Regions from separate parts of the Homo sapiens genome. Here regions 1 and 2 are each linked to region 3. Evidence: read pairs that join two places in POLR2A ChIA-PET (ENCODE). Cell type or tissue: OCI-LY7. All regions are shown on one strand.

Region 1 (8,000 bases), 250 kb after region 3:
TGTCACTGACGGTAAATGAACTGATTTCAGCTGCTACCACGTGAATTAATCTACCTCAGGTCTACTGTATTCATCCTTAATGGCGTGTCATCTTTTCTATCTTCCTGAATTTTAGGGAGAACGTGAAAATAAATATTAGCAGGCATGCCACATTCTCAAAATTAACTGCCAACACTTGAACCTAGGCTTAATTTCCTTTTGGAAAATATTTGAAATTTAAATTCACTGGAAGCCTGTCGGATAGTGAGATAGAGGCATGACAGAAAAGAGTAACATATTCATTTAAAAAAAATCACATTCTGTATCTCCCATGGCTTGAACCTGTTATGAGAAAAAGCCCATGGTCCTTTTCCTTGGCAAATCATTTTATCTTAAAAGTTATGAGGATTGTAGTGCAAGACTTGTTGGCATAAGGCTTGGCCTAGGTAGAGAGATTTGTGTCCATGGACGCTCTCATCCCTTCTTCCCAGCGTTGAGTTTCGTGTCCTTTGCTCTGGGCTGCCAGGAGCCCAAGGCTCAGGAAGCATTGTCTGATTCATCTGGGTCTAGCCAGTTGGGCACACTTGCTAGGTTTAATGAGTTTTTCTTCTTATTCATGAGATTTGGAGCCAGATTTTATATATTTATTTTTTCCCCTATGCTTCTGTAAGGCATTGAAATTCATATATTTCTGCTCTCCCTTTATCTCACACATTTATTTTCTTTTTGAGTGACAGCATAATGAGGTCACCAAACCTGAGTATTATTCACAGGGCCATAAGCTTAAAGGAGAGAGGAGCTCCCTATATAGACACACACCCTTTATTTTGCAACCGCTGATAAATGGTTCCTGAAAGATCTGCTGGCATTAGTCTTCTCAGCATTTTCCCAAGGCCCCTGCTGAGGTTTCGAACCTGGCTCTGATAATTTAGCCCTCAGAAGGAAATGTTTTTTCCATGGGTGAAAGGTACAGTATTAGAATATTTCCTTGTGTTACCCACTAAATGTAGGCACACAGTTTTCACGAAATTGGCTTCAAGAGCTACACATTTGAATCTGGAATCTTGCCTAATTTGTTGTCACCACTGGCTTTGTGATGAAAGAGTAGGTGGAGAAGGATATGAGGAAATGAAGTAAGGGCTTGTTGATGCATACCATTTTTATGTTGTGTATATAGTACAGTGAGTTACACAGGGTTAATTATAGAGCTAGAATAATCATATTAAAAGGAGCTGTAGGCTGGGTACGGTGGCTCACATCTGTAATCTCAGCACTTTGGGAAGTGAGGTGGGAGGATTGCTTGAGCCCAGGAGGTCAAGGCTGCAGTGTGAGCCATAGTTGAACGACTGCACTGCAGCCTGGCAATAGCGTGACTCTGTCTCAAAAAAAGAAAAAAGAGAATTGTAGAGGTTCCCTATCAAAGCTATCATTTTACATGTGAATGCATGGACATAGAGTGTGGAATGAATGGAGACTGGAGTGGGATGAGGGATGAGAAATTACTGGGTACAATGTACATTATTTGGATGATGGTTACACTAAAAGCCCAGACTTCACCACTATGCAATATATCCATGTATCAAAACTGCCCTTGTACCCCTAAATTTATACAAATAAAAACATTTTTAAGCCATCATTTTACAGATGTAAAAAACCCTGAGGCTTAGAGCTATTAAGGGATTTGCCCATGGCACAAAGCTGTATCAGCTGAGATCTAACACAGCTGTTTATTGGTGGAAGCCATGCTTTTACATCCTGTCAGATTATTCACCTGCCCTGCTGATGGTATGAAGCATAGTAGGGAACAAAGCATCCTTAGTGTCATTCTTGAGCACAGAGGGCAAAGATGTGAATGTCCAGATGCCACACCAACATTTTATTTCAGGAGAGAAGATGCAGGCTTTTTCTACTAGTCTTTTAGACATATGAATTCTTGACTCTGATTTTGAAATGACATTGTATTGGAAAACTTGTGCTTCTGAATATTGCTCATTCCCAGGGTTTTCTACTGACATTTTTCATGTAGTTAGGTTTATCTCTCTCTGTGTAGTTAGCTTTGTCTCCCTCTTTTTTTTTTTCCTTGAGACAGGGTCTCATCTCTTGCCCAGGCTGGAGTACAGTGGTGGATCACAGCCCACTGCAGCGTCGAAATCCCTGGCTCAAGCCATCCTCCCACCTCAGCCTCCCAAGTAGCTGGGACCACAGGTGTATGCCACCACGCCTGGCTAATTTTGTTTATTTTTTGAGAGATGGGGCCTCACCTTGTGGTCTAGGCTGGTCTCAAACTCCTGGGCTCAAGCGATCCTCCTGCTTCCACCTCCCCAAGTGCTGGGATTACAGGCATGAACCACCACACCTGGCCCAGCCTTGTCTCTTTCTAATGAGCAATAAGAACTGAGAGGAAGAACATGCTCCTTGAGGGGCACAGCACTTGTTATACAAATTTCCTATCAAAAATTCAGTTTTAATCTCCTTGTTCAAGTTATGTTGTGAATAATGCTGTTAAATTTGGACACCAATTAGGTGAATTAGAGAGCTTGATGCTGCCTGACATGTGGGTGGGGAAAGAGAGTTGGAGGTACAGCCTGGACTATCCGTTACCAGTCAAGCAACATTCATCATGTTCACCCTAAGGCTTCTGGAGCTTGCTGGCTGGCTGACTGGCTCGCCAGGTACATTTAAGAAGCCTGTGCTTGGGGATGTTTCTTAACTGCAGACGGTTCCTTTATTATTCTGTACATGAGACTCCATTGTTTGCCCCTTAGCCCCACTTGGTTTAGCTTGTAGGCTAGTTGATGGAAGATGAGACCACATTGTTTTTCTAAATGTGTGTTCCTAGCCCTTCCCAAATTACAAGCATGGCAGCTACCTTTCTACTTTCGAACTTGTTGAGTATTGGCACTGTCATTGCCTCTTTGGCATGGAACCAGCCAGCTGGCCTGTGGTTAGCTTAGGAAGACCTTAGGAAGAACATCCAAGCAGCTGATTACATCACCACTTTTTTCCAATTGGGGACAAAAGTGGGTGAACCAAGGTGCGTGAACTAAGAGTTAACAAGCATTTTCTGTAAAGGGCCAGATAGTAAATACTTAAGGATTCGTGGGTAATATAGTTTCAGTTGCAGCTACTTAACTCTGATGCTATAGTGCAAAAGCAGCTATACACAATGTATAAATGAATGGGTGTGGCTGTGTTCCAGTGAAACTTTACAAAAGAAGCATGAGCTGAATCCGTTGCCTATAGTTTACTGACCTGTTATATACTGATAGGGCCTCTAAGGCTTTTGAAGTAGGTTTTATTTTTATTATTTATTGCTCTAGCATATACTTCTGTAGTTTCAACACAGTATTTAGGAATTGAAGCATTTCTTGTTAAAGAATACAAATGAACCGGAAGTGAAAAAAATTTTCCCAGCTTACTACAGGTGATCATGGGACTATACTGATTAGTAAGTGAGTAAGTAACATAGAAGTTACTGTTAAATTTAGCATCTCATTTGTAAAGCCTTCACGCTCTGCTGGAACTTGAAGCAGAATGTTTCCAAAGTCTTAACTAAAGACACCATGCTCCCATTCTGTCTCAGTTGAAGCTGAGGATGCTTAGCTGCTGGCAGAATGGCAGGCCAGAGACCCTGATGGCTCTTACGTTCCAGTGAAACAGACAGTCTGTGTTCAGGGCCTTGAAGGTAAAGGTCAGAGCTTGGGCTTTTGGCAGGCAAAATAGGTGAACTGTAGTTCAAATATGACCCAATATAATGGTATATGTGGGCAGAGTGTTCTGAATAGCTGATCAGAACACAAAAATGCTTTTCACGCCTGTAATCCCAGCACTTTGGGAGGCCAGGGTGGGTGGATCACCTGAGGTCAGGAGTTCGAGACCAGCCTGACCAACATGGTGAAACCCCATCTCTACTAAAAATATAAAATTAGCCAGGCGTGGTGTCGCATGCCTGTAGTCCCAGCTACTCGGGAGGCTGAGGCGGGAGAATTGCTTGAACCCAGGAGGCAGAGGTTGCAGTGAGCCGAGATCGTGCCATTGCACTCCAGCCTAGGCAACAAAAGTGAAACTCCATCTCAAAAAAAAAAAAGCTTTCAAAAAATAAGCTCAAGAACAGATAGATACTTGTACACCAATGTTCACAGCAGCATTATTCACAATAGCCAAAAGGTGGAAGCAACCCAAGGGTCTACCACTGGGTGAATGGATAAACAAAATATGGTATATGGCTGGACACAGTGGCTGATGCCTATAATCCCAGCACTTTGGGAGGCCAAGGCAGGCAGATGGCATGAACCCAGGAGTTTGAGACCAGCCTGGGCCACATGTCAAAACCTTGTCTTTACAAAAAATACAAAAATTAGCCAGGCGTGGTGGTATGCACTTGTAGTTCCAGCTACTTGGGAGGCTGAGGTGCGAGAATCACCTGAGCCCCGGGAGGTCAAGGCTGCAGTGAGCCATGATTATACCACTGCACTTCAGCCTGGGCAACAGCGAGACCCTGTCTCAAAAAAAAAAAAAAAAAAAGTATATACATACAGTGAAATATTACTCAGCCTTTAAAAAGAAGAAAATTCTGCTGCAACATGGGTGAACCTTGAAGACATTACACTAAGTGAAATAAGCCAGTTACAAAAGGACAAATGTTGTGTGATTCCACTTATATGAACTACCTAGAATAGTCAAATTCATGAAGACAGAAAGTGGAATGATGGTTGCCAGGGGCCGGGAGGAGGGGGAATGGAGAGTTACTGTTTAATGGGTATAGTTTCAGTTTGGGAAGATGAAGAATTCTGGAGACAGATAGTGGTGATGGTTGTAGAATGTACTTAATGCCACAGAACTGTACACTTGAACATGGTTAAAATGGTAAACTGTATGTTATTTATATTTAATCCAATTTTCAAAAGATAATTAGCTCAAGAAGACTTGTTACCAGGTGGGCAAGAGAGATTGCTTATAGTGCTTTGTGACTGTAGACACTAAAAACAATTTGTCTTTCTATTGAAACCCAATGATTAGAAACATCTGATGCTAAGGAGTAATCTTTCCTACTCTTTATTTTTGTACTTGGTGCCTCAGCTGTTAAGAGTCAAATTGTATTAGTTCAGCCCTGTAGCTGCACTTCAAATGGTCACTTAAAAGGAATTGCCTTCTAAGAGGTACATATTTAGGAGATGCAGATGTGTTGTGAGCTTATTTTTCTTGGGTTGGTTTGTAAGCTGTAAATGTCGTGTAACCTTGACAGAGCTATTTTGAGGACCAGCAAAACAAGCCGTGCTAACATGTCTTCCAAGTAAAGGTGTGTTGGCATCATCTGCAAATTACAAATAGCTTTCAAACCTATAATTCTACCCCATTTGTCCTGTGGGTCCTCATACTCATTATGTCTAAAGTGAACACCCTTGCCCATCTTTTGTTTCCTCTGTGTTAGGGGGGCACACAATCCATCTAGTCGTGCACAGTTGAAACTCTGGGATTGTCTTTGGCTCATCCTCTCTTATGTGTATTTTGTGACACTTATTACAATAGTAATTACATAACTATTTATAGTGTTGTAACTCCACAAGAGCAGGGCTGTGACTGAATTATTTACTGAGGTATCTACATAATAGCTGCTCAGTAAACCACTGTCCTAATTGAGATCCTCTTCATCTTTTACCTAACCCAGGATTTCTTTAACTTTACTAGCATGTTGAGAGAATTCTTACCGACCTTCTAGTGAATGAGCCTACTAACAGATTGTTTTTCTAGGGAAAAACAGATTTCATTGTAGGGAATGAGCTACTAACAGATTGTTTTTCCCCAGGCTTAATTCTGATCTTATTCTGCTCTGAGTGGCTTCTCATTTCGTTTTCATTCAGCAGGGTGCTCAGCAGGTATGTCAGCACCTTCCATGTGCCAAGTACTGTTCTAGGTGCTGAGGGTGCAGCAGTGAGCAGAGTAGGCCAAGCCTTTTTGAGTATGAGCTTACATCCTAGTGGAGTAGCAGACAATAAACAGATGGAAGATGTCCAGTGGTGACCAGTGCCATGAAGAAAAGTAAAGCAGGAGCCAGCCTCTCTTAATAGAGATCTAAATGAAGTGAGGGAGCAATCCATGAGGATATCTGAAGGCAGAGGGAACAGTAAGCACGGAGCCCTGAGGCAGGAGCACACTTGGTGTTTTGGGGAAACAGCAAGAAGCCAGAATGATAAGGGCAGAGTGACCAAGGAGAAAAGTGGAAGGACACGAGGTCAGAGAAGTAGCCACCCAGCCCAGCACAGTTCCTTGCATGTGTATGGTATGGCTCAGTAAATACGTTGTGAATGAATGAATGAAACCAATCAATAATTATGTATTTATGAATAAAAAATCAGGGCAGGGTGTTAGAGGTATACCTAAGGTAATAGAAAGTTAGGATGCATATTCCATGGTTCATGAAGACAGCACTGCGTTTTGCTTGCACTTTCCCCTTCGGTTTAGGAGAGATGATGATAATGGCCGGAGCCAGAAGACTAATTCTGACTTGTTCTTGAAGGAAATTCTGTTCTGCACACAGTGACAATCAGAGGTTAGAAACTTGTCAGCGGAGCCGTGAGTCGAGCAGAGCTGCTCAGCTCTTGGTGGTTGTAAAACGTGCCTCTACCTCATGTTTGAGAAAGCTTGTGTTTTCCGTGTATATGGCTTAGCATTTTAAGTAATCACGATATCTGAGGGGTAATGGGAATGCAGGAGCAGCAGGTGGTGGCTAGTTTTCTGTAGGATTTAGGAAAGGACTGCTGATTTAACTGAATCTCTGATTATTCTAAGCTGCTCATAGAAATCCACCAGTCACTGCTGTCTCAGACGTCAGAGGGAGAAGCTTAAGCATGTTCTGTTGTTGACAGCCATTCTGGTTGACTTCTCTAAGACTGCCAGCTGTATTCTTGATATTCAGAGTCCTGCAGATGTGGCCCCTCTCTGCTATTCTACCCTGCTTTCCCACAGTGTCCTCTTGCATCAGCTGGCCATCTCTCCATGACTGTGTTCCCCCTCCTCTGGGCCTTTGCTCTAGTGTTCCTTTGGCTTGGAGTATCTGCTCACATCTGCCAAGCAGAGCCGTATCCATGCTTCAAGCTTTCTTCCATATTTTCTTCCTTTGCTTTCTTTCCTTTTTCTTTCTTCCCTTGCTTTCCCTTTCCCTTTCTCTTTCTCCTCTTTTCTTTTTTCTTTCTTCAGGGTCTTGCTCTTGCCCAGGCTGGTGCAGTGGTGCAATCATAGTTCATTGTAACCTCGAATTCCTGGGCTCAAGTGATCTTCCCACCTCAGCTTTCTGAGTAGCTGGAACTACAGGTGTGTTGCCACCACACTCAGTTAATTTAAAAAAAAATTTTTTTTTTTTGGTAGATACAGGGTCTTGCTTTGTTGCCCAGGCTGGTCTCGAACTCCTGGCCTCAGGCAATCCTCCCACCTCGGCCTCACAAAGTGCTGTGTAGCCACTGTGCCCGGCCCCTTCAAAGTTTTCTTTTCTCAAAGGGACCCATGCCCTCTTTCTTGTGCTCTGTCCTATCACAGTGGGGGGTTGTGTGAAGTCCCATCTCTCTGAAGACAGTCTTCTCATATCCCTCCAGGTGTAGTTCATCTCCCCCTCTTCCACTGCACCTTAACCCCTCATTACTTAGTGTTGTCATTGGACTAATAGCGTCAGCATCACCTGGGTGGGGGCCTGTTCGAAGTGCAGAATTTCAGGTCCCGCCCCAGACCTACTGAACTAGAATCTGGTGCTTCTTACATCCTGTGCACATTAAAGTTTGAGAAGCATTGCCGCCACACATTGGTCCTACTCCCCTTACTGGTCTGAGCAGGATGTAGATGGTTCGAGTGTTTTTGTTCCCCTCTAGATGTTGAACTCCTGAATCGTGAGCCATCTCTTACCTAGTATAGTTCTTAGCATGTTTCAAGCACTTAAAAGTATTTACTGAATTACCTTAACTAACCCCTGACCTTATGTTTGAGATGCTTCTTCAGTCAACATACTATATAAGTGCATTTACCTGTGCTTG
Region 2 (8,000 bases), 160 kb after region 3:
ACGCCCAGCTAATTTTTTGTTTTTTTAGTAGAGACAGGGTTTCACCATTTTGGCCAGGATGGTTTCGATCTCTTGACCTTGTGATCCGCCCGCCTTGGCGTCCCAAAGTGCTGGGATTACAGGCGTGAGACATCGCGCCCGGCCACCTAGCTAATTTTAAAATCATTTTTTGGCCAGGCGCGTTGGCCCCCCTCGCCAATCCCAGCACTTTGGGAGGCTGAGGCAGGTGGATCATGAGGTAAGGAGTTTGAGACCAACTTGGCCAACATGGTGAAACCCAGTCTCTACTAAAAATGCAAAAATCTCACTATGTTGCCCAAGCTGGTCTCGAACTCCTGAGCTCAGGCAATCTGCTGCTTCAGCCTCCTGAAGTGCTAGGATTACAGGCATGAGCCACCGCGCCCAGCGGATGATGTTTTTGATGTCGTATCTAAGAACTCTTTGCCCAACTCAAAGTCACAAGATATTTTCTCCCATGTTTTCTTATAGAAGTGGTTTTGTTTTGTTTTGTTTGTTTGTTCATTTGAGACAGAGTGTCACCTTGTCGCCCAGGCTAGAGTGTAGTGGTGCGATCTCGGCTCACTGCAACCTCCGCCTCCTGGGTTCAAGCAATTCTTCGCCTCAGCCTCCCGAGTAGCTGGGATTACAGGCACCCGCCACCATGCCCGGCTAATTATTGTATTTTTAGTAGAGATGGGGTTTCACCATGTTGGCCAGGCTGGTCTTGAACCCCTGACCTCAAGTGATCCGCCCACCTCAGCCTCCCAAAGTGCTGGGATTACAGGCATGAGCCACTGCACCCAGCCGATTTAGCACCTTAATCAAAAATCAACTGACCAGCACTCACATTCCTGATTTCAAAATTTATTACTCCAGTCTGGGTAACCTAGTGAGACCTCACCTCTACAAAAATAAAAAGATAAATTAGCCAAGTGTGATGGCAAGTGGCTGTAATCCTAGCTATTCAGGAGGCTGTGACAGTAGGATCGCTGAGCCCAGGAGATCAAGACTGCAGGGAGCTATGATCAGTCGTGCCACTGTATTCCAGCCTGGGTGATAGAGCAAGGCCCTGTCTCTAAAAAAACAAAAACAAACAAACAAAACTACTGATAATCTACAGGTCACATTTGGCAGGCTTCCAAATTAACCTGCCTAGAAAAGGTCTTAGGATTCTTGGCTTACATTCTGTCCCTTAATAAAAAATCTTGGCATGCCTGTAATCCCAGCACTCTGAGAGGCTGAGGCAGGCAGATCACTTAAGCCCAGGAGTTTAAGACCAGCCTGGGCAACACGGTGAAACCCCATCTCTACACAAAATTCAAAAATTTTGTGGTTGTGGTGGTGCCATCTGTAGTCCCAGCTACTTGGTAGGCTGAAGTGGGAGGATTGCTTGAGCCGGGGGAGTTCAAGGCTGCAGTGAGCCACTGCACTCCTCCAGCCTGGGGCATAACAGAGCGAGACCCCGTCTCAAAAAGACAAAACAAAACAGGCAGGGCACGGTGGCTCACGCCTGATCTTGCGGTGAGCTGAGATCGCGCCACTGCACTCCAGCCTGGGCGACAGACTGAGACTCCATTTCAAAAAAAAAAAAAAAGAAAAAATTACCTTTTTTTTTTTTTTTGAGGCAGAGTTTTGCTCTTGTTGCCCAGGCTGGAGTACAATGGCGTCATCTCAGCTCACCACAACCTCCGCCTCCCGGGTTCAAGCAATTCTCCTGCCTCAGCCTCCCAAGTAGCTGGGATTACAGGCATGTGCCACCACGTCCAGCTAATTTTTTGTATTTTTAGTAGAGATGGGGTTTCTCCATGTTGGTCAGGCTGGTCTTGAACTCCTGACCTCAGGTGATCTGCCCACCTCAGCCTCCCAAAGTGCTCGGATTAAAGGCTTGAGCCACCACGCCTGGCCAAGAACCTTCTCTCTTAACCTGAGTTCCTCAGCCTTAATGTGAGTTCCTCAAACTGTTGACATACTAATTAATATGTATCTACTGAGACTGAAAAAGACACTAATTTCTTTCTAAATCATGAAGTTTTACTGATTATCTTATATGTAAAACATTTTAGCCTATATGTTGTAATCTGTAGCCAATGATTGACCCTCTATATTATACCCTCTAGTGGAAAAAGACAAAGATAACTCTGCCTGGTGTGGTGGTTCACGCCTGTAATCCCAAGGCTTTGGGATAAGCGTAGAATTTTTAGAGAAGAATTAAAAATAATGCTGTGCCTAGGCAACATAGTGAGGCCCTGTCTGTACAAAAATAATTAGCCTGGCCGGGCGCAGTGGCTCACGCCTGTAATCCCAGCACTTTGGGAGGCTGAAGCAGGCGGATCATCTGAGGTCAGGAGTTCGAGACGAGCCTCAACATGGAAGAACCCCGTCTCTACTAAAAATACAAAATTAGCTGGGCGTGGTGGTGCATGCCTGTAATTCCAGCTACTCGGCAGGCTGAGGCAGGAGAATTGCTTGAACCTGGGAGGCGAAGGTTGCGGTGAGCTGAGATAGCGCCATTGCACTCCAGCCTGGGTAACAAGAGTGAAACTCCATCTCGAAAAAAAAAAAAATTAGCCAGGCGTGGTGGCATACACCGGTACTCCCACTACTTGGGAGGCTGAGGCAGGTGGATCGCTTGATCCCAGAACCGTGAGGTTAGAGCAAGCTATGATTTTCCACTGCACTCAAGCCTGGGTGACAGAGCAAGACCCTGTCTCTAAAAAAAAAAAAAAAATGCTGGGCGCGTTGGCTCACGCCTATAATCCCAGCACTTTGGGAGGCCAAGGCAGGTGGATCACCTGAGGTCAGGAGTTCGAGACTAGCCCGGCCAACACGGTGAAACCCCGTGTCTACTAATAATATAAAAAAATTGCTGGGCAATTTTACAGTGCCTGTAATCCCAGAACTTTGGGAGGCCGAGGCGGGCGAATCACAAGGTCAGGAGATTGACACCATCCTGGCTAATACAGTGAAACTTCATCTCTACTAAAAATACAAAAAAATTAGCCGGGCGTGGTGGCGGGCGCCTGTAGTCCCAGCCATTCGGGAGGCTGAGGCAGGAGATAGCGTGAACCGGGGAGGCGGAGCTTGCAGTGAGCCGAGATGGCGCCACTGCACTCCAGCCTAGGCACACAGAAAGACTCCCTCTTAAAAAAAAAAAAAAAAAATTAGCTGGGCGTGGTGGTGCATGCTTGTAATCTCAACTACTCGGGAGGCTGAGGGAGGACAATCACTTGAACCCGGGAGGCAGAGGCTGCAGTGAGCCGAGATAGTGCCATTGCACTCCAGCCTGAGTGACAAGAGCGAAACTCCGTCTCAAAAAAAAAAAAGAGAGAGAGAGGGGGCTCTGATATGGAGTCCCCATCGCTTCTCCTAAAATTTCTTATAAAAACATTCCAGGCCAGGCACTTTGGGAGGCCTAGGCGGGCGGATCACGAGGTCAGGATATCAAGACCATCCTGGCTAACACAGCGAAACCCCGTCTCTACTGAAAATACAAAAAAAATTAGCCAGGCGTAGTGTCTGGCTTGCGCCTGTAGTCCTAGCTACTCGGGAGGCTGAGGCAAGAGAATGGCGTGAACCCGGGAGGTGGAGCTTGCAGTGAGCCGAGATGGCGCCACTGCACTGCACTCCAGCCTGAGCGACAGAGGGAAATTCCTTCTCAAAAAAAAAAAAAAAAAAAAATTCCAGGCCAGGCGTGGTGGCTCACCTCTGTAATCCTAGCACTTTGGGAGGCCAAGGCAGGTGGATCACTTGAGGTCAGGAGTTTGAGACTAGCCTGGCCAACATGGTGAAACCCCGTCTCTACTAAGAATACAAAACAATTAGCCTGGCGTGGTGGTGGGAGCCTATAATCCCAGCTACTCAGGAGGCTGAGGCAGGAGAATCACTTGAATCCAGGAGGTGGAGGTTGCAGTGAGCCAAGATCGCACCACTGCACTCCAGCCTCAGCGATAGAGACTGTTTCAAAATAAAACAAAAAAACCCATTCCAATTTATAACAGTTTAGAACACGTCCAACTTTGTTTATTTATCTTCCTAGGTTTATCCTCACATTTGGCTTCCAATAACCTTTATCAAATTATTTCTGCCTCAGCAACCTTAATTTTGGTTGGCAAAATGACATAGGTGGCAGGATTTCAGAGTGACCTCCCTAGACCAAAAGCAGCTTCCAGCCTTTGTGCATGTACGGGCAACAAATCCACTGTGTTCCCGAACTTGGATGCCCTGCTGGGCTACAGGTGAGTTTCTACCAAAATCAGGCTGGGCACAGTGGCTCATGCTTGTAATTCCAGCACTTTGGGAGGCTGAGGCAGTCAGCTCACTTGACCCCAGCAGTTCAAGACCAGCCTGGGCAACATAGTGAAACTCCGTCTCTACAAAACGTACAAAAATTAGCTGAGTGGGGCCAGGCACAGTGGCTCACGTCTGTAATCCCAACACTTTGGGAGGCTGAGGCGGGCGGATCATGAGGTCAGGAGTTCAAGACCAGCCTGGCCAACATGGCGAAACCCCATCTCTACTAAAAATACAAAAATTAGCGGGGCATGGTGGTGCGTGCCTGTAATCCCAGCTACTCGGGAGGCTGAAGCAGGAGAATTGCTTGAACCCAGGAGGCGGAGGTTGCAGTGAGCCAAGACCGCACCACTGCACTCCAGCCTGGGGACAGAGCGAGACTCCGTCTAAAAAAAAAAAAAAAGCTGAGTTTAGTGGCATGGGCCTCTAGTCCCAGCTACTTGGGAGGATCTCTTGAGGCCGGAAGGTCAAGGCTGCCATGAGCTGTGATGGAGCCACTGTATTCCAGTCTGAGCAACAGGGCAAGATCCTGTTTCCAAAAAAAAAAAAAAAAAAATTCAATGAACTTCGTGTCTTCGTCAAAGTTCTGTTTGTTTTGTTTTGTTTTCAGACAGGGTTTCACTATGCTGTCCAGGCTGGAGTGCAATGGTGTGATCTCAGCTCACTGCAACCTCTGCCTCCTAGGCTCCAGAGATCCTTCTTCCTTAGTCTCCTGTGTAGCTGGGGACCACAGGTGCATACCACCATGCCTGGCTAATTAGTTGAGGTCCTGGTTTATTGAAGCTAGTTTCCTCCTTGGCTAGGAGGTACAATGACTCTCTCAGAATCAGAGTTACTGCTGTGAATTCAAGGCAAGAGTTTCTGTTGAATTCTAGGCTAGGATAAAATGGGACCTCTGTAAATTGTCTCACTGGGGTTTTGGTGTGAGACAACTTTTCCTTAGCTTCCTCCTTTTTCAATTGCATGAGCGTGCTCTTGCTCCACTACATAGCTTGTTTCATTCAAAACAACCAGGATGGAAAAGGGGTCCTCTAAAACTGAAGATGCGCCAGCTAGGTTTTATGAATAATGTTTATGGGTCCTTCTACTTACCTAACCCAGATTGGTTATAAAACAGCAATGGCCAAAATGGGGATCTTTTGAATGTGCCTAAAATAATTTATTTGCACGCATAATTAGAAAAGCTGGTTATAGAACCAAATAGAATGGGAGACTTAATTCCAATAACACCTAAAAGCTTTTAAGATACATTCTAAAAAAAAATTTGCCCCATTCAAAAGGTAAATATATTTAAAATTATTTCTTACAGATGATGAAACTGAGGCAAACAAAAAAGAAAAATAAAGAAAACTATTTCTAAATTGAAAAAGACTTTGGAGGTTTTCTCCCTTTTGCCTCCAACTGCTCCTCCTCCTTCGATCCCTGTGATATGAACGCATCCCTTTCTACTGGTTCCCTTGGCTCCCATACATCTCTTAGGCAGAGAGTTTTAGAATTTCACAATGTGCATATTTCTTTCTCTCAATAGGTTAAAATATTAATTAAATTTGGAACAAAAAGAACAAACAGAACAACTACAAAACACAAAACTGCTGATATTCAGATCCAACAAATTTTTCTAAACTGACAATAAGAAACAAAATGATGCCAGGCGCGGTGGTTCACGTCTATAACCTAAGCACTTTGAGAGGCTGAGGCAGGAGGATTGCTTGAGCTCAGGAGTTCAAGACTAGCCTGGGTAACATGGTGGCTTTTGTTGTTGTTGTTGTTGTTTCCCAAAAAAAAAGAAAAGCAAAAGAAAAAATAGCTAGGCGTGGTGGCACACACCTGTGGTCTCAGGTACTTGGGAGGCTGAGATGGGAGGATTGCTTGAGCCCCAGGAGGTCGAGGCTGCAGTGAGGTGAAGGCTGCAGTAAGCAGTGATTTCAACACGTAACCTGGATGACGGAGTGAGACCCTGTCTCAAAAGAAAAAAAAAATCTGTTTCTGTTTAAAACTTACCAGATTTATATCTAAAAAATTCAGCTTTTTCTATGCCTCACTACATATGATTGACAGGTTACATACATCATTGTCTTCTGTTCCTTTTTTCCATAAAAAGGTATATCTTTTTGCTTAGCTGAGTTAACTCTCTCCTTCAACCTTTTTGTGAACTTTTTGTGTAACTTTTTCTACCCCTACTGTGATGGCTAATACTAAAACATTTGTCTTGAAGGTCTAAATAGGCAATGTTTTCCTCCAGTATAACTTGATTCTGTGTTCTAGGCTTTTCTTGATATATCTAAATTGTTCCACATAACCAAAAAACTTCCCATGCTGTTACTAAGAGCCATATATCCCACTGCTCAAGATACTAGTTTTCTTATTTACATTCCTTTATGATTTAATATACATTTATAACCCTAGACACACTCATCCTGGGTCTGATTAATGTGAGCACCCTCTTTTTTTTTTTTTTTTTTTTTTTTGACAAAGTCTCGCTCTTGTTGCCCAGGCTGGAGTGCAATGGTGCCATCTCGGCTCACTGCAACCTCTGCCTCCTGGGATCAAGCAATTCTCCTGCCTTAGCCTCCGGAGTAGCTGGGATCACAGGCACCCACCACCACGCCCGACTAATTTTTGTATTTTTAGTAGAGATGGGTTTCACCCTGTTGGCCAGGCTGGTCTCAAACTCCTGACCTCAGGTGATCTGCCAGCCTCGGCCTCCCTAACAGCTGGGATTACAGGCGTAAGCCACTACGCCAGGCCCACCCTCTTTTTTTTTTTTTTTTTTTTTTTAATGTTAAGTTTGACTTCCAGGTTATCTAAATGGGCTTCCCATTTAGTAGGGCAATTCCCATACAATTGCACTACAAGAGGTTTTTCTTTACCATTTTGGTAACTGGCCTCAAAACCAAATATTCTGCATTTTATCAAAATAACTTCTAGGCTGGTGGGGTGGCTCACACCTGTAATCGCAGCACTTTGGGAGGCCGAGGTGGGCGGATCACTTGAGGTCAGGAGTTTGAGACCAGCCTGGTCAACATGGTGAAACCCCGTCTCTACCAAAAATATAAAAAATTACCAAGTGTCGTGGAGTGCACCTGTAATTCCAGTTACTCGGGAGGCTGAGGCAGGCAAATCACTTGAACCCAGGAGACGGAGATTGTGGTGAGCCGAGATCGTGCCACTGTACTCCAGCCTGGATGACAGAGTGAGACTCCGTCTCAAAAAACAAACAAACAAAAACAACAAAAATAACTTCTAGGCTGGGCACTGTGGCTCACGTCTGTAATCCCAGAACTTTGGGAGACTGAAGCAGGAGGATCCCTTGAGTCTGGGAATTGGAGACCAGCCTGGGCAGCATAGGGAGACCCTGTCTCTACAAAGAATACAAAAATTAGCCAAGCATGGTGGTGTGTGCCTGTAGTCCCAGCTACTCAGGAGGCTGAGGTGGGAGGATCCCTTGAGCCCCAGGAGGCAAAGGTTGCAGTGAGCTGAGATCATGCCACTGCACTCCAGCCTGGGCAACAGAGAGAGAGAGAGAGACTCCATTTCAAAATAATAATAATAATAACAATAATAATAATTTCTGTATTATCTGTGTAGGTTTTTTGTGGGTTTTGTTGTTGTTTTTATTTTATTTTTGAGACAGGGTCTGGCTTGTTGCTCAGGCAGCAATGCAGTAACATGATCACAGCTTACTGCAGCCTCAAGCTCCTGGGCTCAAG
Region 3 (8,000 bases):
TTTGATTTTTTTTTTTTTTTTTTTTTTTTTTGAGACAGAGTCTCGCTCTTGTTGTCCAGGTTGGAGTGCAGTGGTGCAATCTTGGCTCACTGCAACCCCCGTCTCCCGGGTTCAAGCGATTCTCTTGCCTCAGCCTTTCAAGCAGCTGGGATTACCATGTGCTCAGGCATGTGCCACCATGCCCAGCTAATTTTTCTATTTTTAGTAGAGACAGTGTTTCACCATGTTGGCCAGGCTGGTCTCAAACTCCTGACCTCAGGTGATCCACCTGCCTGGGCCTCCCAAAGTGCTAGGATTACAGGCTTGAGCCACAGGGTTTCACCATGTTGGCTAGGCTAGTCTTGAACTCCTGGCCTCAAGTGATCGGGCCACCTCAGCCTCCCAAAGTAGGCTGCCGTGCCTAGCCTATGATTATTCTTTTTGGGAGAGAAGACCTCTACCTTTATTTGTTCACAACAGGAAATACATTTGGCAGCTTAATTCTTTCTGCACTCTCATTATTATTTGCGGATTTATTTATGTATACATACAATGGCAGAAAAGAATAAAAGTGCCTCTCCAATCTTCTCTAACAACTGAGTGAAGCTGATACCTTTGAATCTCCATTGGAACTACTACTCTATAACCCCCCGAGGCAGTTAAGAGCTAGTATTAGGAGGAATGTTTTCTCTTTATAATCTCCCGTTCCCTTTCGTTTTTATACATGTACCTCCCCCAACACACATGAGCATATCAATATATCAGAATTAATTGTGAATTAAGTGTTAGATTTAGTTTAGTGCTCTTTTCCTTCCTAGGATAGACTATATTTTCTTTTGCAGGCCTCTAAAGTCCTTGTTTGTTGTCTCTACAACAATTTTTAACAATTAGCCAGGCATGGTGGCATGTACCTATAGTCCTAGCCACTCAGGAGGCTGAGACGAAAGGATTACTTGAGCCTGAGAGTTCGAGGTTACGGTAAGCTATGCTTGCACCACTGTACTCCAGCCTGGGCTACAGAGTGAGGGAGACCCTGCCTCTAAAAACAAAGCAAAGCAAATCAAATGACAAAATAAATAAATCCCTCAGTTTACCACTTAACATATAATACCGTACATTTTCAAACCTTACCTTCCTATGACCCCTGGGAGCAATAGCCTTGCCTTATACTGTTTTTGTACCCCCAGGTCTGGGCATGGCATTTGTGCTGAATAGGAACTCAAATGTCTGATAAATAACCAAAATGTGAAAGAGTGAGATGAAGTTCAGATCTGTGTGTATTTAAAATGTGTATTTAGAGATCCAAAGTTCCAAGCTAGTAGATTATAATTCAGGCATTGCCTTTTGGATATAATACTTTCAAGAGCCTACTCCCCAGGCACACATGCACCTATGGTAACAGAGGAGTAAAGATCAAACATAACCTGACAAATATACTCACTCTGGGTGGTTGGATATAGTAAGGTTTTATGATCATACTTCTCTTACAGTTGATCACAGACAATACTGCCAATTATTTAGACTTGAATGTGTAATTACCTTGGGACCTTGTATCACTTCAGATTCTGATCTAGCAGGTCTGGGACAGGGAGTGAGACTCTGCATTTTTAACAGGTGGTGCCTGGTGCTCTTGGGTGCTGAGCAGACCTAACTACTACAATAAGCTCATTGTGAAGGCGCCAGCTCCATGGTCAACCCCTCCAGTCCATCTCCAGCAGAGAGCCTTGTAAAAGGCAAATGTTACTGATCAAATCACTTTAAAGGTTTCCCTTTCTCACCAGCTAGCCAGAGAATGAACGTCTAATTGTGTAGCATGGCACATAAGCTGCCCTTTTACTTGGCCCCTACTTCTCAGCTCCTACTTTGTGCTTGGCTAGTTTGATGACCTGGATTTCCTAACACAGGTCTTCATATAAGAAAGGCAATTCCTTGAGCATTAAATAAGCAACAGTGAACTTCATGCCCATTCCTCATTCGCTTTGAAAGGCCTAATTTAATATGCATATACTAGACCAAAAGACTGAATCAAGATTAATAGTTACGGTGCCCATGAACTTGGGCTTTTAAGAAGGGTAAGGCCTCCAACATGCTTTATAAACTTGGCCCCAGAACTCAGCTGTATTGCTGCACCAGATCTTATCTTAATCCCTTTGTTTATTTTTCAAAAGATATAACTAACACAGTACAGAAGTCTGGAAATGGGAGTTGTGATTTTTGTTTGTATTTAAGCTTACATATAATTTAAATGTCAAGTGCCTAGCAGTCTTGGGCATATTCCTAAATGATTCAGGAAAACAAGACAGCACAACAGCTGGAGTGAAGTGGCTAAGTGATTTATGTGATTCATTTGAAATTTAGCAAACTCCACATGGATTGAACGTAAGTGTGTATCTTTTTGCAAATGCCAAACACATGTGAAAAGAGGAAAATATTTCCTCCAAAAGTGAATAAAATATAAACAAGAATGAATTCATTTCTACTTTAATCCCTTCTCACTCCAGCTCCTTTTCTTCCCTCTTCCTTCTTCCACCTATTCCCAATAATTTAACCACTGAAGTACTTAATTCTTTTCAAAATTAAAAAAATATTAGTCAGGTTTTAGAACATAAAAATATGATATCTGATTTCATTCAAGACACTTCATACGGTCAGCTGTGGTGGCTCATGCCTGTAATCCCAACACTTTGGGAGGCTGAAGCAGCCAGATTGCTTGAGGTCAGGAGTTCAAGGCCAGCCTGGGCAACACGATAAAACCTCATCTCTACTAAAAATACAAACATTAGCCAGGCATGGTGGCGCACACCTATAATCCCAGCTACTTGGGTGGTTGAGACATGAGAACTGCTGAAGCCCAGGAGGCAGAGGTTGCAGTGAGCCAAGATCACACCAAAAAAAACAAAAAACACAACAACAAAACCCACCCCTCCTATTGGTTTTGAACAGACCAATCACGAAAGCATATGTTATGGGCACTAACAACAGAATGCAAAGAGAGGCCGGGCGTGGTGGCTCACATCTATAATCCCAGCACTTCAGGAGGCCAAGGCAGGCAGATCACCTGTGGTCAGGAGTTCAAAACCAGCCTGGCCAACATGGTGAAACCCTGTCTCTACTACAAATACAAAAATTAGCCGGGCGTGGAGTGCACATCTGTAGTCCCAGCTACTCGGGAGGCTAAGGCAGGAGAATTGCTTGAACCCAGGAGGCAGAGGTTACAGTGAGCCGAGATTGTACCACTGCACTCCAGCCCGGGCAACAGAGTGAGACTCCGTCTCATTTAAAAAAAAAAGGCAAAGAGAACAAGAGAGGCCCTGAAGCGATCATAGTAATGGGTGTTTTGAACACCCATCACAATTCTTGGCCATATATCTCCCTCAAATGAGTAAGTAGTTAGTATGCATCTGAGTCTCTCAATGTCTAAAAAAGGCCATTCTTTTTTTTTTTTTTTTTTTTTTTTTTGAAAAGGGATTCAGGGTTGTAATGGGATTATTTTTTATATTTTTTTATTTTATTATTATTATACTTTAAGTTTTAGGGTAGATGTGCACAACGTGCAGGTTTGTTACATATGTATACATGTGCCATGTTGGTGTACTGCACCCATTAACTCGTCATTTAGCATTAGGTATATCTCCTAATGCTATCCCTCCCCCCTCCCCCCCACCCCACAACAGTCCCCAGAGTGTGATGTTCCCCTTCCTGTGTCCATGTGTTCTCGTTGTTCAATTCCCACCTATGAGTGAGAACGTGCGGTGTTTGGTTTTTTGTCCTTGCGATAGTTTGCTGAGAATGATGATTTCCAGTTTCATCCATGTCCCTACAAAGGACATGAACTCATCATTTTTTATGGCTGCATAGTATTCCATGGTGTATATGTAAAAAGGCCATTCTTTCTCCCTGACTTCATCTCTACACCTTGATACATGCATAGTCACTCACTTATTTTTCAGAATAAAGAAAAAAGAATCCCAAGACCATGCGGGATGGTCTTGGACGGACTCCCAAATGATCAGGAAATACATGTGTAAGCCACACTCACCTTCATGGGGTTTTCATCATATGTTGGAGTTCCCAGGTCCATCTCAGCTTCATGCTCAAGGCTGGCATCATCTCCTGGGCTTTCCCAAGTAGGAGGATCCCACTGAGTCTGCCTAGAAAGAGACAAAAACAGCCATGCTGTCAGGGCTAGGAAACAGAGAATCCTGACATAAACATCACTGCTCATACATACATAAAATACAACATACAATAAGACATAGAATAAGTCAGCTCCATGAGTTAAAGACAAACTTTTTCTATCTTCCTAACAGCAATGATTCTAGCACAGAGATATGCCCCTCTTCAATGACTGTATTTCTGTGGGCAATGATGTGGCAACACTGACTGGGTGTCAAAGAGAGCAGTAAACCCAAACATCCTGTCTGTCTCTCACCTGACTCTTAATGTCATGCAAATAAGACTGGGCAAAGCCTAAAATGTACAGGAAATAGGTCCCTGCCTATGTCACCCCTCTGTAGATGAAGAGGTAAACAGTGACTGTACCTAGCATATAAATGGAGCAAAATAAATCATGTAACACCTCTCACAGTCCTTGACCACGTGAGAAAATTATCCCTTGCTTTAGGAGTTTTCTTTTTAATAGTTCTGCCCCTCTGGTTTAATGACTGACAAGAAAAATACGTACAGGTTAAAAACTTGTACCCCTGGCCAGGCATGGTGGCTCATGCCTGTACTCCCAGCACTTTGGGAGGCTGAGGCAGGTGGATCACCTGAGGTCAGGAGTTCGAGACCAGCCTGGCCAACACGGTGAAACCCCATCTCTACTATAAATACAAAAAATTTGCCAGTCGTGGTGGCGGGCGCCTGTAATCCCAGCTACTCAGGAGGCTGAGTCAGTAGAATAACTTCAACCTGGGAGGCGGAGGTTGCAGTGAGCCAAGATCGTGCCATTGCACTCCAGCCTGGGCAACAAGAGTGAAACTCTGTCTTAAAAAACAAACAAAAAAAAAAACAAAAACTTGTACCCTCTGCTAAAAATATTCCCGACCGACTGCAAAAAGAAGGTTTCGGCCATGTTAACCCTTTAAATGTTTACAGTCATTTTGAAAATAAGCAAGCAAAGATTTTTCTTTTTTAAAAAAGATCTGTAGGATAAAAAGTGGAAGTAAGGATATTCACGTTCAGGAGTCTGAAGCCAGCTGTAACAGAGAATGTTATGAGGACAGTGACTTAAAATGTCAAAAGCCTCAAAGGATCTAACAAATCTGGCAGGTCAGTCTTGTCACTACAGTCTTCTGCTTTACCACCACATCAATCTTCAGTCAACAACATAACAACATTAAAGACACTTGATATAAATCAGTGTATATACATATATATAGACTATTGTAAAAATAGGCTTACCTCTGACCTATGGAACTCATTTATTTTAAAAGGCTCAAGATTTCTACCATAATAAAAGAACCACAAGCAGCTAAGGATGTTATTATAGAAACTGAACAAATATATACATGTCTGTTCTTAGCTACCAGATAAAGAAAACCTAGAAAAGATGGGAAAGGTACACATATAAATAAGAAATACAAACTTTTTTTTTTTTTTATTCTGATATGGAGTCTCGCTCTGTGACCCAGGCTGGAGTGCAATGGCGTGATCTCAGCTCACTGCAACCTCTGCCTCCTGGGTTCAAGTGATTCTCCTGCCTCAGCCTCCTGAGTAGCTGGGATTACAGGTGCGTGTCACCACGCCCAGCTAATTTTTGTATTTTTAGTATAGGTGAGGTTTCACCATGTTGGTCAGGCTGGTTTCAAACTCCTGACCTCATGATCCGCCCACCTCAGCCTCCCAAAGTGCTGGGACTACAGGCGTAAGCCACCATGTCCGGCCCAAACTTTTTTTATTTTTGGAAGATTGATAGAATATTTAAAATTTGTTTTGGTGTTAAAAAACAAAGTTCTGGCCAGGTGTGGTGGCTCACACCTGTAATCCCAGCACTTTGGGAGGCCGAGGCAGGTGGATCACCTGAGGTCAGGAGTTTGAGACCAGCCTGGCCAACACGGTTAAACCCTGTCTCTACCGAAAATACAAAAAAAAAAAAAAAAAAAATTAGTTGGGCATGGTGGCAGGTGCCTGTAATCCCTGCTAGTCAGGAAGCTGAGAGGCAGGAGAATTACTTGAACCCTGGAGGCAGAGGTTGCAGTGAGCCGAGATCACGCCACTGCACTCCAGCGTGGGCAACAAAAGTGAAAACTCTGTCTCAAAAAAAAAAAAAAAAAGTTCTGGTTAAACCACACGTGGTTTTTAAAATCATTACACATTCAATTAGCAACATAATGAGGACTCATTTTATAAAAGCCTTTTTGTTTTTTGAGATAGAGTCTCACTCTGTCACCCAGGCTGGAGTGCAGTAGCGCGATCTCAGCTAACTGCAACCTCTGCCTCCAGGGTTCAAGTAATTCTCCCGCCTCTCGGCTTCCCAAGTAGGAAGGATTACAGGCACCTGCCACCAAGCCCAACTAATTTTTGTATCTGGAGTAGAGACGGGGTTTCATCATGTTGGCCAGGCTGGTCTTGAACTCCTGAAATCAGGTGATCTGCCCATCTTGGCCTCCCAAAGTGCTGGGATTACAGGTGTGAGCCACTGCACCCAGCCTATAGAAGCATTTTAATGCGAGTAAGGAAGGCCCTTCTAAGCAGAAAGGGAAAATATATGAAAATTTTAAGCTTCTTTATGTCACAAGATATCAGAAACAAAACTCTTGATAAAGAAATCTAACACTGGACAGAAAATGGGTAGATGGCCCACACAAGTAACTCACAAAAGATACAAATGACCAACAATCGAATGAAGACATCCCATCTCAATAGTAAAATAACTGAAAATAAAAATATTTCCCACCTGTTAGACTTGCAAGGTTAAAATAGATGACATGAGGGAAAAGGATTTTTTTTTTTTTTTTTTTTTTGGAGACAAGGTCTTGCTCTGTCACCCAGGCCGGAATGCAGTGGCGCAATCATGGCTCACTACAGATCTGACCTCCTGTCTCAAGTGATCCTCTCGCCTCAGCCTCCCAACTAGTTGTGACTACAGGTGCACACCACCATGCCAAGCTAATTTTGTATTTTTTGTAGAGATGGGGTTTCACTATGGTGCCCAAGCTGGTCTCAAACTCCTGGCCTCAAGCGATCCTCCTGCCCCAGCCTCCCAAAGCATTAGGATTATAGGCATGAGCTGCTGTACATGGCTAAAAGGAACTTATACATACTTCTTTTTGTGAGAGTCCAAATTGATACAAACTATTGTTTAATGGTAAGCTGACAATATTTCTCAATTTAAAATGTGTACCTGTTTTGCCCAACAATTCCACTTCTAAGTACCCTCTCGAAGAAGTAGTAAGATTAGTGTCCCTAAGGATGCCCAAGGTTATAGTTAGATATAAAATAGTGAAGACCTATCAATGAGAGTGAGTTAAATACAATTTGATATAGCTATACAATAGAGCAGGGGTTGGCAAACTTTCTCTGTAAATGATTAGATGATAAATATTTTGACCTGTGGGCCAAATGGTTTCTATCACAACTACTCTGTCATTGTAGTGTGAAAGCAACCATAGACAATTTGTAAGCAAATGTGCATGGTTGTGCTCCAATAAAACTTTATTTGCCAAAACAAGTGGCCTGTGGGCATAGTTTGCCAGCCCTGCAGCAAAGTATAAACAATTACTAAAACTAACAGTTGTAGCTGGGTGTGGTGCCTCACGCCTGTCATCCCAGCATTTTGGGAGGCTTAGGTGGGAGGATCGCTTGAAGCCAGGAGTTCGTGCAGATCAGTCTGGGCAACAAAGAAAGACTCTGTCTCTACAAAAAAAAGAAAAAAAAAATTTTAAAGAAAAAATTCCATAGTTCTATGTTAATTGATAAAGCTCTATGAAATAGATTAGTAAATAAAGCAGACTACAAAAACATCTATCTTAACAATTTACGTAAGATTATATAGATGGGTGTATATATACACACACACA

What was found. ChIA-PET counts read pairs that join two places held together with the same protein. Peaks named below come from ENCODE experiments on the same cell type or tissue, not always from the same donor. Only the 100,000 strongest peaks of a DNase experiment are listed, where the experiment ranks them.
Region 1: POLR2A ChIA-PET joins it to region 3 with 5 read pairs; 3 of 35 experiments call an interaction of 5 or more read pairs at or near these places.
Region 2: POLR2A ChIA-PET joins it to region 3 with 5 read pairs; 7 of 35 experiments call an interaction of 5 or more read pairs at or near these places.

The regions. Positions count from the first base shown.
Region 1 is chr3:47,288,421-47,296,420 of GRCh38, forward strand. The region is part of intron 1 of KLHL18 (kelch like family member 18); the gene reads left to right. Among named protein-coding and RNA genes, the nearest start is that of KLHL18, 9.5 kb to the left of the region's middle. RefSeq lists an enhancer at 3,280-3,389. In OCI-LY7, no CTCF peak of the experiment used is centred here; DNase peaks (open chromatin) are centred at 3,491 and 7,771; H3K4me3 peaks cover 1,694 bases; H3K27ac peaks cover 3,822 bases.
Region 2 is chr3:47,196,384-47,204,383 of GRCh38, forward strand. All of the region lies in intron 2 of KIF9-AS1 (KIF9 antisense RNA 1), which reads left to right. Among named protein-coding and RNA genes, the nearest start is that of KIF9-AS1, 36 kb to the left of the region's middle. RefSeq lists an enhancer at 1,053-1,553. In OCI-LY7, no CTCF peak of the experiment used is centred here; no DNase peak of the experiment used is centred here.
Region 3 is chr3:47,033,648-47,041,647 of GRCh38, forward strand. It overlaps SETD2 (SET domain containing 2, histone lysine methyltransferase), which reads right to left. Exons shown (of 21, transcript NM_014159.7): 18 at 4,019-4,130. Among named protein-coding and RNA genes, the nearest start is that of NBEAL2, 58 kb to the left of the region's middle. RefSeq lists a silencer at 7,692-7,901. In OCI-LY7, no CTCF peak of the experiment used is centred here; a DNase peak (open chromatin) is centred at 4,424; H3K27ac peaks cover 1,305 bases.